Linked DNA regions of Homo sapiens: regions 1 and 3 are each linked to region 2. The links are chromatin contacts, found by Hi-C or POLR2A ChIA-PET in ENCODE. All regions are on one chromosome and are shown on one strand. The core of a region is the stretch at or near the end of the contact, and the rest is flanking DNA. Distances in the headings are between cores, read along the strand shown.

Evidence for each region. A loop is a pair of places that touch in the nucleus more often than their neighbours do. ChIA-PET counts read pairs that join two places held with the same protein, here RNA polymerase II (POLR2A). Pooled maps may share reads with other maps.
Region 1: a loop to region 2 is called in a pooled map, with 6 times the contacts of the local background. The contact joins the promoter of SYF2 here to the promoter of MAN1C1 in region 2. A Hi-C loop is called at or near these places in 2 of 168 maps with a recorded cell type or tissue (B cell and ascending aorta), 8 of 37 single-sample maps with no recorded cell type and 12 of 50 pooled maps. POLR2A ChIA-PET finds 5 or more read pairs at or near these places in 6 of 52 experiments (CD4-positive, alpha-beta T cell, GM12878, HEK293T and 3 more).
Region 3: a pooled map shows a loop between it and region 2 (3-fold over the local background). The contact joins the enhancer-like site here to the promoter of MAN1C1 in region 2. A Hi-C loop is called at or near these places in 6 of 50 pooled maps.

Annotation. Positions count from the first base shown.
Region 1 is chr1:25,231,111-25,233,810 of GRCh38, reverse strand. It overlaps SYF2 (SYF2 pre-mRNA splicing factor), which reads left to right and starts at 1,309. Exons shown (of 7, transcript NM_015484.5): 1 at 1,309-1,367; 2 at 1,600-1,707. The coding sequence starts at 1,344. It overlaps LOC124903881 (a long non-coding RNA gene), which reads right to left and starts at 1,222. Exons shown (of 2, transcript XR_007065555.1): 1 at 1,132-1,222. RefSeq lists enhancers at 852-1,101, 286-1,199, 1,342-1,491.
Region 2 is chr1:25,615,370-25,618,069 of GRCh38, reverse strand. MAN1C1 (mannosidase alpha class 1C member 1) reads right to left here and starts at 1,279. Exons shown (of 12, transcript NM_020379.4): 1 at 1-1,279. The coding sequence starts at 272. RefSeq lists silencers at 1,054-1,343, 1,364-1,653 and an enhancer at 1,844-2,013.
Region 3 is chr1:26,034,181-26,036,880 of GRCh38, reverse strand. EXTL1 (exostosin like glycosyltransferase 1) reads right to left here. Exons shown (of 11, transcript NM_004455.3): 10 at 1,877-2,045; 11 at 417-1,716. The coding sequence ends at 1,534. Among named protein-coding and RNA genes, the nearest start is that of SLC30A2, 11 kb to the left of the region's middle. RefSeq lists enhancers at 568-667, 948-1,087, 1,098-1,187, 1,198-1,267, 1,766-2,496 and silencers at 1,300-1,463, 1,408-1,707. Within about 2 kb of position 1,385, at least 29 of the 41 ENCODE cell types and tissues checked have a DNase peak (open chromatin) inside an H3K27ac peak, as active enhancers do.

The sequences.
Region 1 (2,700 bases), core at 60-2,559, 380 kb after region 2:
CAGTAAGCCGAGATCGGTGCCACTGCACTCCAGCCTGGGTGATAGTGCAAGACTCTGTCTCAAAACAAAAAAACAAAAAAAAATTACTTTTATTTTTTAATTTAGAGACTGATTCTTACTTTGTTGTCCAGGCTGGTCTTGAACTCCTGGGCTCAAGCAATCCTCCCGCCTCCGCCCCGCAATGTGCTGGGATTGCAGCCATGAACCACCACACCAGGCCAAGGGCAAGACCTGCTTCTTGGAGAAAGTGACAACACCTTAAGCTCTAAATGGAAAGAACTTTCCACTCATGGGAATGAATGGCACTGCAGGTTTTTCCTGCTTACTGCAGACAAAACCAATTCACTGAAAAGTGCTACTGCAGTATACAGTTGTATTAACCTGAGGCTGGCCTCAGGGAAGAAGGGTTACCACTCAAGTAAGTTTTCCTGAAGGGTCAGCTCAGAGGTTAGGGTATTTCATAGTTTGGTGTGGGCAGGGCACTAGGGAATGGATGCTGCTGATTGGTTGGAGATGCAATCACAGGGGTGTGGACTACACTCCTCAACAGCTGAGTCCGCCTCTTGGGGGAGGAGTGGGACAGAAGAAGCGGTTGGGTCATGGGTCACGAGTCTGGGTGGGGTCAGTTAGTTGCCAGAATGCGAAAGTCTGAAAAATGCCTCAAAAGACCAATCTTAGGTGCTACGATAACGTTATCTACAGGAATAATTGGGGAAGTTACACATCCGATGTCCTCCGAAACAATGGCTGGTTATCGTTTACTACATTTTAGCAGAATTCTCCCCTCATAATCCTAACCTCCCGGTCTTTCATTAGTTTTATAAAGGCAGTTTCAGCCCCCAAACAAGGAGGGGCCCTGTTTAAGGAAGGGACTATGATCATCCTTGCTTAAAAGTTAAACTATAAATTCTCCCATGGTTAGCTTGGTTTATGCCCAGGAATGAGCGAAGACAGCCGGCCTGCGAGGCTAGAAGCAAGATGGAGTGAGCCATGTTAGATTTCTCTCACTGTCTTTGCAAAGGCGGTTTCCAGGAACAGCGTGCAGAATAGGGGGCTATCAGGCTCCTTTTGGTCATTTCTTCCTAGCCGTCCGATTCTGAGCTCTTCCCAACCCTTTTCTTGGCGACTTACCTCCCGCTGTCCTGGCCCACGCTACTTTTCGCGGCTGCGCAAGACCCTACGCAATCCAAAATATTTCATAGCTAAAAGGGTCCCAACTTCCGGAGACCTCCCGGAAGGGGCGGGGCTTATGGTAGCCCATTCGTACGTATCGGCCCGTTTGTCTGAAGGTTGACGGAAGTGCTCTATCTTGTTGCCGGAAGTGGGAAGAGAGAAAGGTTGTGATGGCGGCTATAGCTGCATCCGAGGTGAGTTCCACCCACCGTACACCGGGGGTTTTGTTGGTGAGGGTTCCGGGGAGCGGCCTGGAGAGAGGTGGAGGCGAAGTCTAGTTTCGCTTCAGGGAGGCTCAGACACTGTGGGGTCAAGTCGGCGGTGGAGGCCCTAGGCCCAGCCTGTGGGGACCGGCGGGGACTCGGCCTGGGCAGTCCTGGGAGAAGCTGAGCCGGCTCTGCCTGAAGCCAGTTCTCCTTGTCGCAGGTGCTGGTGGACAGCGCGGAGGAGGGGTCCCTCGCTGCGGCGGCGGAGCTGGCCGCTCAGAAGCGCGAACAGAGACTGCGCAAATTCCGGGAGCTGCACCTGATGCGGGTGAGTAGTCTTGGAGGCCGGCTTAGATCCGTCATCTGGCCAAGCCTGTGCGCTTTTGTAGAGGGGACGAGGAAGCCACACCACTGCGTCTGACAGACCAACAGAGCAGGATCATCTGAGAGGAAAGCTCTGTTCGGTGGTACTCAACCCTGGCAGCACATTGGGATCATTCTGAGAACATTTGAAAATATAACTGTTCACTCCAGCCCCTCTCCCACCCACATCCAATTTAATGTATCTGGGTTAGGTTTGGGAGTCTCCATTACTAACAACCTCCCTGCTCCGTGATTCCAACAAATTCTTCATTTTACCTAGGGAAATATGTAGAGCTAGAGACAGGAAGAAACTTGTCTAGTGTCAGTAAGAGACCTGGTTCACTTTAAAAAATAATAATCTTCTGTCAGAATCTGTTTGAGTGAAAAGAAAATAATCATCTGTTTTTGGGACTTCTGGGGGAAAAGAATAAAAAGAAAATAAAAAAAATGGCAAACTTTTGAAAGTCTACAGTGTGGTAGTTCAGCCAGTTGATAGGGAATCTGATGTTTAAGTGCCCTGGAGGTGCAGAGGAGGAGAGAGGAATGCAGTTTGTGGGTCTCCAGGGGGTGCCTCATGTAGTAGGTGACACCTAAACTACTGTTTGAAAGCCAGACAACTAAAGGAGTTAGAGAAAGAGATATCCAAGCAAAGGGAACAAATTCAAAGAAAGAGAATTTGTATTAGGGATAAGAGTCCAGCAAATAGCTTGCTGCAGTTGGAGCAGAGAAAGAGAAAAGCAGCCCCTGTTTCACCATGGAGTGACCTGACAGCTAGGCCATGGTTTCACAAAATCCCAAAATCACTCTGACTGTTGTAGTGAGACAAAACAAAGAAGACTTTTCAAATTACAAGAATGACCACATATTTCTTTCTTCTGACTAACACCAGTGACTGTTATTAACAAATACAGCATTAGTCTCACTCCGTTACTTCTGCCTCCTATATAAAAATGTAAGA
Region 2 (2,700 bases), core at 30-2,529:
GGGGCCGGCGCGGCGGGGGCCGGGTTGGGAGGCGGCTCCTGCTCGCGGGCCGGGGCATGGCCGGCGATTTCAGCCACCACTTCCAGACCAGGCTGCTGGGTCCGGGGGGCCAGGAAGAGGCGCTTGAGGCGAGAGGAGTGGGGCAGCAGGAAGAGGGCCCCGAAGCACAGGGTGACCAGGCCCGAGAGGAAGAGGAGGAAGAGGAACTTCTGCGGCAGCCGCAGCCCCCACGGGGAGGCCGGGACGAAGCCGGGCACTTTCCTCATGAGCATCGTGGCCCGGCCGGTGGCTCCAGAAGCCCTCGGAGTCCAGGCACGTGTCTGCGGGGGCGCGGTGAGGGGAGGGCGTCCGGAGCGCCGCCCGGGATGGGGGTCCCTGGGCAGGGTTGCCAACCCTGAGAGTTTCGCCGCTTCGGGGGACTGTCCCCGAAGTTCAGGGAGTTTGGAGCGAGTCCTCCCGCGAGGAGGCGGGGGCGCAGCGGCCTCGGCGGGGCCCGGGCGAGCGGAGCGGCACGGCTTGGGGCCCGGGCCCGCAGCGACCGGCCGCGCGCCGCAGCCTCCCCTCCGGCCGAGCCCTCCCCGCCGCGCCGGGGCCCGCGCCTTCCCGCGCTGCGGCCGCCGGGACCGTCACATGCCGTCCGCGGCGTCCCGGCTGTCCGCGCCGAGGGGCGCCCGCAGGCCCGCACCAAGCCGCCCTCCGCCCCCTAGGCTCCCGCCCGCGCTGGTAGGCGCCCAAAGTTTCAGCTTCAGAAGCAGTTTCCGGAGGGGACCGAGGCGATGGGGGGCTGGCGTGTCAGCGCCGCCCCGAGCGCGCGCACACCCGGCCCGGTCGCGACAGCGCCCGGGCTCGACTATCGGGACACGTCCACAACTTTCTCCGCCGCGGAGAGGGCGCCGGGAGCTGGGAGCCGGAGTGGCCAGGGAGCAGGAGCAGGCACTTCCGAGCCTGCGGGGGCAGGGGGCTTCCCCCGGGCCCCAGACAGCGCAGGGATGCCTGGGTCCGGAGCCGCGGCTGGGCGGCTGCAGATGCGCCCGGGAGCGCGGGCTCCCGCCCCTCGAACTCGGCAGGGCGCGGGGCTCCCACTGGGATCACCTGTTCCCGGCCCCGCCGGCTCCGCGGAGCGCGCAGCCCTGGCCGCGCCTCCCCCGCTGCAGCTGTCTTCCTCGCAGCGGCCGCTCCAGACCGGCCGCTGCCGCCGAGCCTGCGCCCCACACGCGCGCACAGCCACCCGGCCGCCTCCACCGCCGTCCCCGCCGCCGCCGCCGCTCGGGCTTTCACTGCGACAGCGCCCGCCGCCCCGCCTCCTGCCGCCCGCCGGCCACGCCCGCCGGCCACGCCCACGCGCGCGCCCCGCGCCCCCTCCCGCCGCCGCCGCGCCGCAGCCGGCTGAGGGCCGCGCGTCCGGGGGCGGGGCAGAGGCCGAGCGCGGGCGGGAGCGCAGCCCGCTCCAAGCCCCGCCCTCCCCGAAGGGCAGGCGTCGCGCGCACCCCCCATCCAGCGGGCGCCAATGGTCCAGCGGCGCGGGGCAGGCGAGGGCGGGGGCGGAGAGCGCAACGAGGGCATTGGCTGCATCCGAGGGATCCCCGTTGGGCCACAGTCGTCCATTGGTTACTGCCCAGCCTTCGCTGGACCCCAAGCGACAGAGACCACCCCCCAGCCCGCCCGCGAGGCTCGGGTTGGTGGCCCCCGGAAGCGGGCCGGAGACGGTGTTGCTCTGGAGGGGTGTGCCCGTCGCTGGGTGACCTCTCTCGCCCCCGAGTGCCAGCCCGGGGTTGTCAGGGAGCTGGCAGCCCGCGCCCTGGCGGCTGCCCCGGGCTTCTCAGCGCTAACGCCGGGCTGCAGGGGTGCTGCTGGTGGCTGGAGCCAAGCCAGAGAGCTGTGACCGCGGCCGGGTCGGCGGAGGTGATGTTTCCACTGGCCCCCTCGCAGACCACTGGCGTGCCTTCCTTTTCCCACAACCCTAAACGGGGCCAGGGCTCCTGGGTGGAGCACGGAGGGAGGCTGACCGCAGCCTTGAGAAGCAGCGAAAGGAAGAGAGCCCCGGGCGTGTCTACAGAAGACCACACACATAATGTGACGGACGTCTACCTTGATGCCTACGTGTGTTTATATGCACATGTGTGCGTCTGGGCATAGATCTATATGCACACAGAGACTGGCATGTGGGTGTGTACATGCACTCAAACATACACTTAATTTGGGTATGGACACCCAAGTGATTATACCACAGTATGCATAGACATATATGTAAATTAGTACAAACATGGACATGTGCACCCGCATACCCACAGACACTCAGGCAACAGATAACCTCCAAAAACAGCCAGGCATCAACTCCCAGACACGCGTGTCCTCAACCCCAAGGCCCTCACATCTTCCTCCTTGGACTTAGTCTCTGCATCTTCCCTTCCTGTTAAACCTAACCCAGGGTGAAGCAACATTGTGCTGTGTGGGTCTTTCATGCAAAACACTTTATAGAGACAAATAACAGCAGAGGGAGAGACAAATTAAGAGGTTTGTAATAGGCAAGAGGGAAAATATCTACTTTCAGCTGCAATTTAAAATGAAATGCAGTGTTGACGAGACAGAAAATACTGCAGGGAAGCCTTTCCCGACAGAAGAAGCGGGCCAGGCAGGCTCTCGCCTCGTAAATCTTGCTTCTTCCCTGAGGCCTGCTGGGGATGGGCGGCTGGGACTCAG
Region 3 (2,700 bases), core at 136-2,635, 420 kb before region 2:
ATGCTTTCCCACCCACCCTCAGTTCTTGACTCCGGGCCGGACTGCCTCTCCCCCACCTCTTTAATTTCCAGTCCGCCCTGTACCTCAAGCATCTCACAGCACCACGCCTCCCAAGGGTAACCCACTCTGCCACTCAGCTGTGACTGGCTCTAGGGAGGACCTGAGTCATCCAGGGGCCCGCCGAGGTCAAGCTGGGGGGTGGGGGTGGAAGGCCTTGGAGAGGCCTAAGGGGACAGTATGTTCCTGCCAGTGAGACAGTCACGGGAGTTTCCAGAGCTGCCAGGCCATCAAAGCAGGAAAACACCTGACACCCTGGACCTGGGCTGGACCCACCACCCTCACCCTCTGGAGTCGCACGCGCTCCCAGGCGAGCCCTGAGCCCTGAGCCCCTCCCTCGAGCAGCTGCTGTAAGGGTATTTATAGCCTGGAGCGTGAGGGGGCAAGGACACGCGCTTTATTTCGGAAGTGATAATTCCAGCTCCAGGTGGGTGAACCCCGGAGGACCTAGTGTCCCCCCCCAACTCCATTCTCACCTATACCGCTCGGGACAGTCCCTGCTCGCGCCCAGCCCACCTAGAAACAGTCCCTTCTTGCTGAGTTCCAAGTGTGCAGGCGAAAGAGATGGGGCTGTTCTTCAGATTTCTCTTCCCAGCTTTCAGCCCCCGAGCTGCCCACAGCGCTCACCCTCCACATCCCGGCCGCCCTCTGGACATGCGGGTGAAGAGTGCGGCGCGACGCTGACCTCTAGTGGTCGGCCTTGGTAGTGCAGGGCAGACGGCCGAGGCTGAGCCGCGGGCCGTGCGGGGACAGGCCACTTGTTCCCATCCCGCTTTCCTCGCCCCACTCCTCGTTTACCCGCACCCCTCTGCTCCTTGGTTGAGGCTCAAGGATTGAGCCTGACAACCCAGGCGTCTTTGGGTAGTTGCCTTCCCGGGACTAGGAACCCTAGGAATGGGTGGCGGGGTGGGGCGGGGACAGTTCTGTCTCTCCGCTCACCCTGTCCCGCCGCCGCCCTCATAGGGCCAGGCACGCAGTTAATGTCTGCCATCCATCTATTCGTCAAATATTTGCGGCACACCTGCCTAGCCAGAGAGAAAAGGACACGACACGACCCGCCCCCCGGGGCTCGCAAGCCAGTCCTGGGGCCTGACCGTGCGGGAACCGCGGCAAACACTGGACTGCGAAAGCGCAAAGGAGACCGAACCCATTGGGGGCGGAGGGGGAGGAGGGCCAGGCAAGTCCCTGGAGGAGACAATGCTCTGAAAGACGAGCAGAAGTTAGCTGGGTGGAGAAGCGGAGAGCGGCGCTCCGGTCGCGGGGCTCAGCCTCCGCAGAGGCTCCGCGGCTGAGGGCGAGCAGGAGAAGGTAAGGCCACGCCCCCCTGTTGTGATTGGCCAACCGGGGTCCGACGTGTGGGCCCGCTGGCTGACATGATAGGTTCTCCGGTGTCCCAAGAGCGGAGCCCGCCGGCAGGCGCCGGGCCCCCTGGGAGCTGGGCTGCGACCTCTGCTGGGGTCTCCGCGGGTCGCCCCCCTAGGGCTTCTCCAGGCTGCGGTACTTCTTGCGCTGCACGGACACCGGGTCCTTAAACAGCACCGGGTCCAGACGCAGACGAGAGGACAGCAAGGGCATGTGGCCGAACGCTGCCGCTATCTGGTTGATGCAGTCGGGGGCTGGGGCAGGCGGCTTTGGCCTGGGCCCCGGGCCCCCAGGCGCCTAAGAGGGAAAGAAGCAATGCATTAACGGGCTTCTCTGCCCTTCCGAACTCCCCACGCCCGTGCAGCAAGAAAGACTGGAATTAGACAGTGAGAGGGAATCCTCTCCGGCATCCCCGCCCAATCCCTGCCAGTTCCGACCAATCCCCCTCAGCCCTCACCAGTGGAGCAGCCTCCTGGCGCTGCTTGCCATAGGGCACCTTGATAGGGGGCAGCTTGGTGACTGCTGCTACTATGAAATTCATCAGGACGTCCACACAGGTGGGTGCCTCATCTGCCAGGGTCCTCAGAGCCTTGGGCAGGGAGTGGGTGAAGAGAGTGTGGTAATACCTGGGCAAGAGGAAAAGACAGGGAGAGGCTGCAGCCAAATCCATCCCCAGGCCCCATTCTCCTCCCTCCTGACCTCACCTCTCCCTTTGACCCCCATCCCCAAGCCTCTGAGCCCTGGCTGCCTCAGAGAGCTCCCATCCCTGGCGTGAACAGCTCTCCATTGTGCTGTGCCCCGTGGCTTATCTGCAGTTAGTGGTGTGTTCCCTGCCCTCTCCCTCACAGCTCCTTGGGCCCCCCATCCTTGGGCTCTGAGCGCTGAACTCAGAGCCAGAATTAGATGGGTTTGGATCAGCTGGTTTCAAAGCCATCAAACATGGAAGCCCAAAGAACAGTTGTGGATGAACCAGGCTGATACCGCTCCGGGTGAGCTCACTTCACACGGCCCTCAGACAGGCCAGCCTCATCTCGCAGACATTAGGTAATTCTTCACTCTACTGAGAATTCCCTGCAGAGCTCCTGAGTAATCTATAAGAGGTTCCACGTTATGCATATTTGATTTAAACATGTTTAAGGAACCCCTCTAAAGAGGTCTTACAGAATTCAGTCTCTGCCCTAAGACCGGAGCACTTCAGGCAGCTTCTGGAAGGTCTGGGATGTTCCCCAACTCATAACATCCACATTCATAAAGCATCAGGACTATTTTCTTGTCACCCCA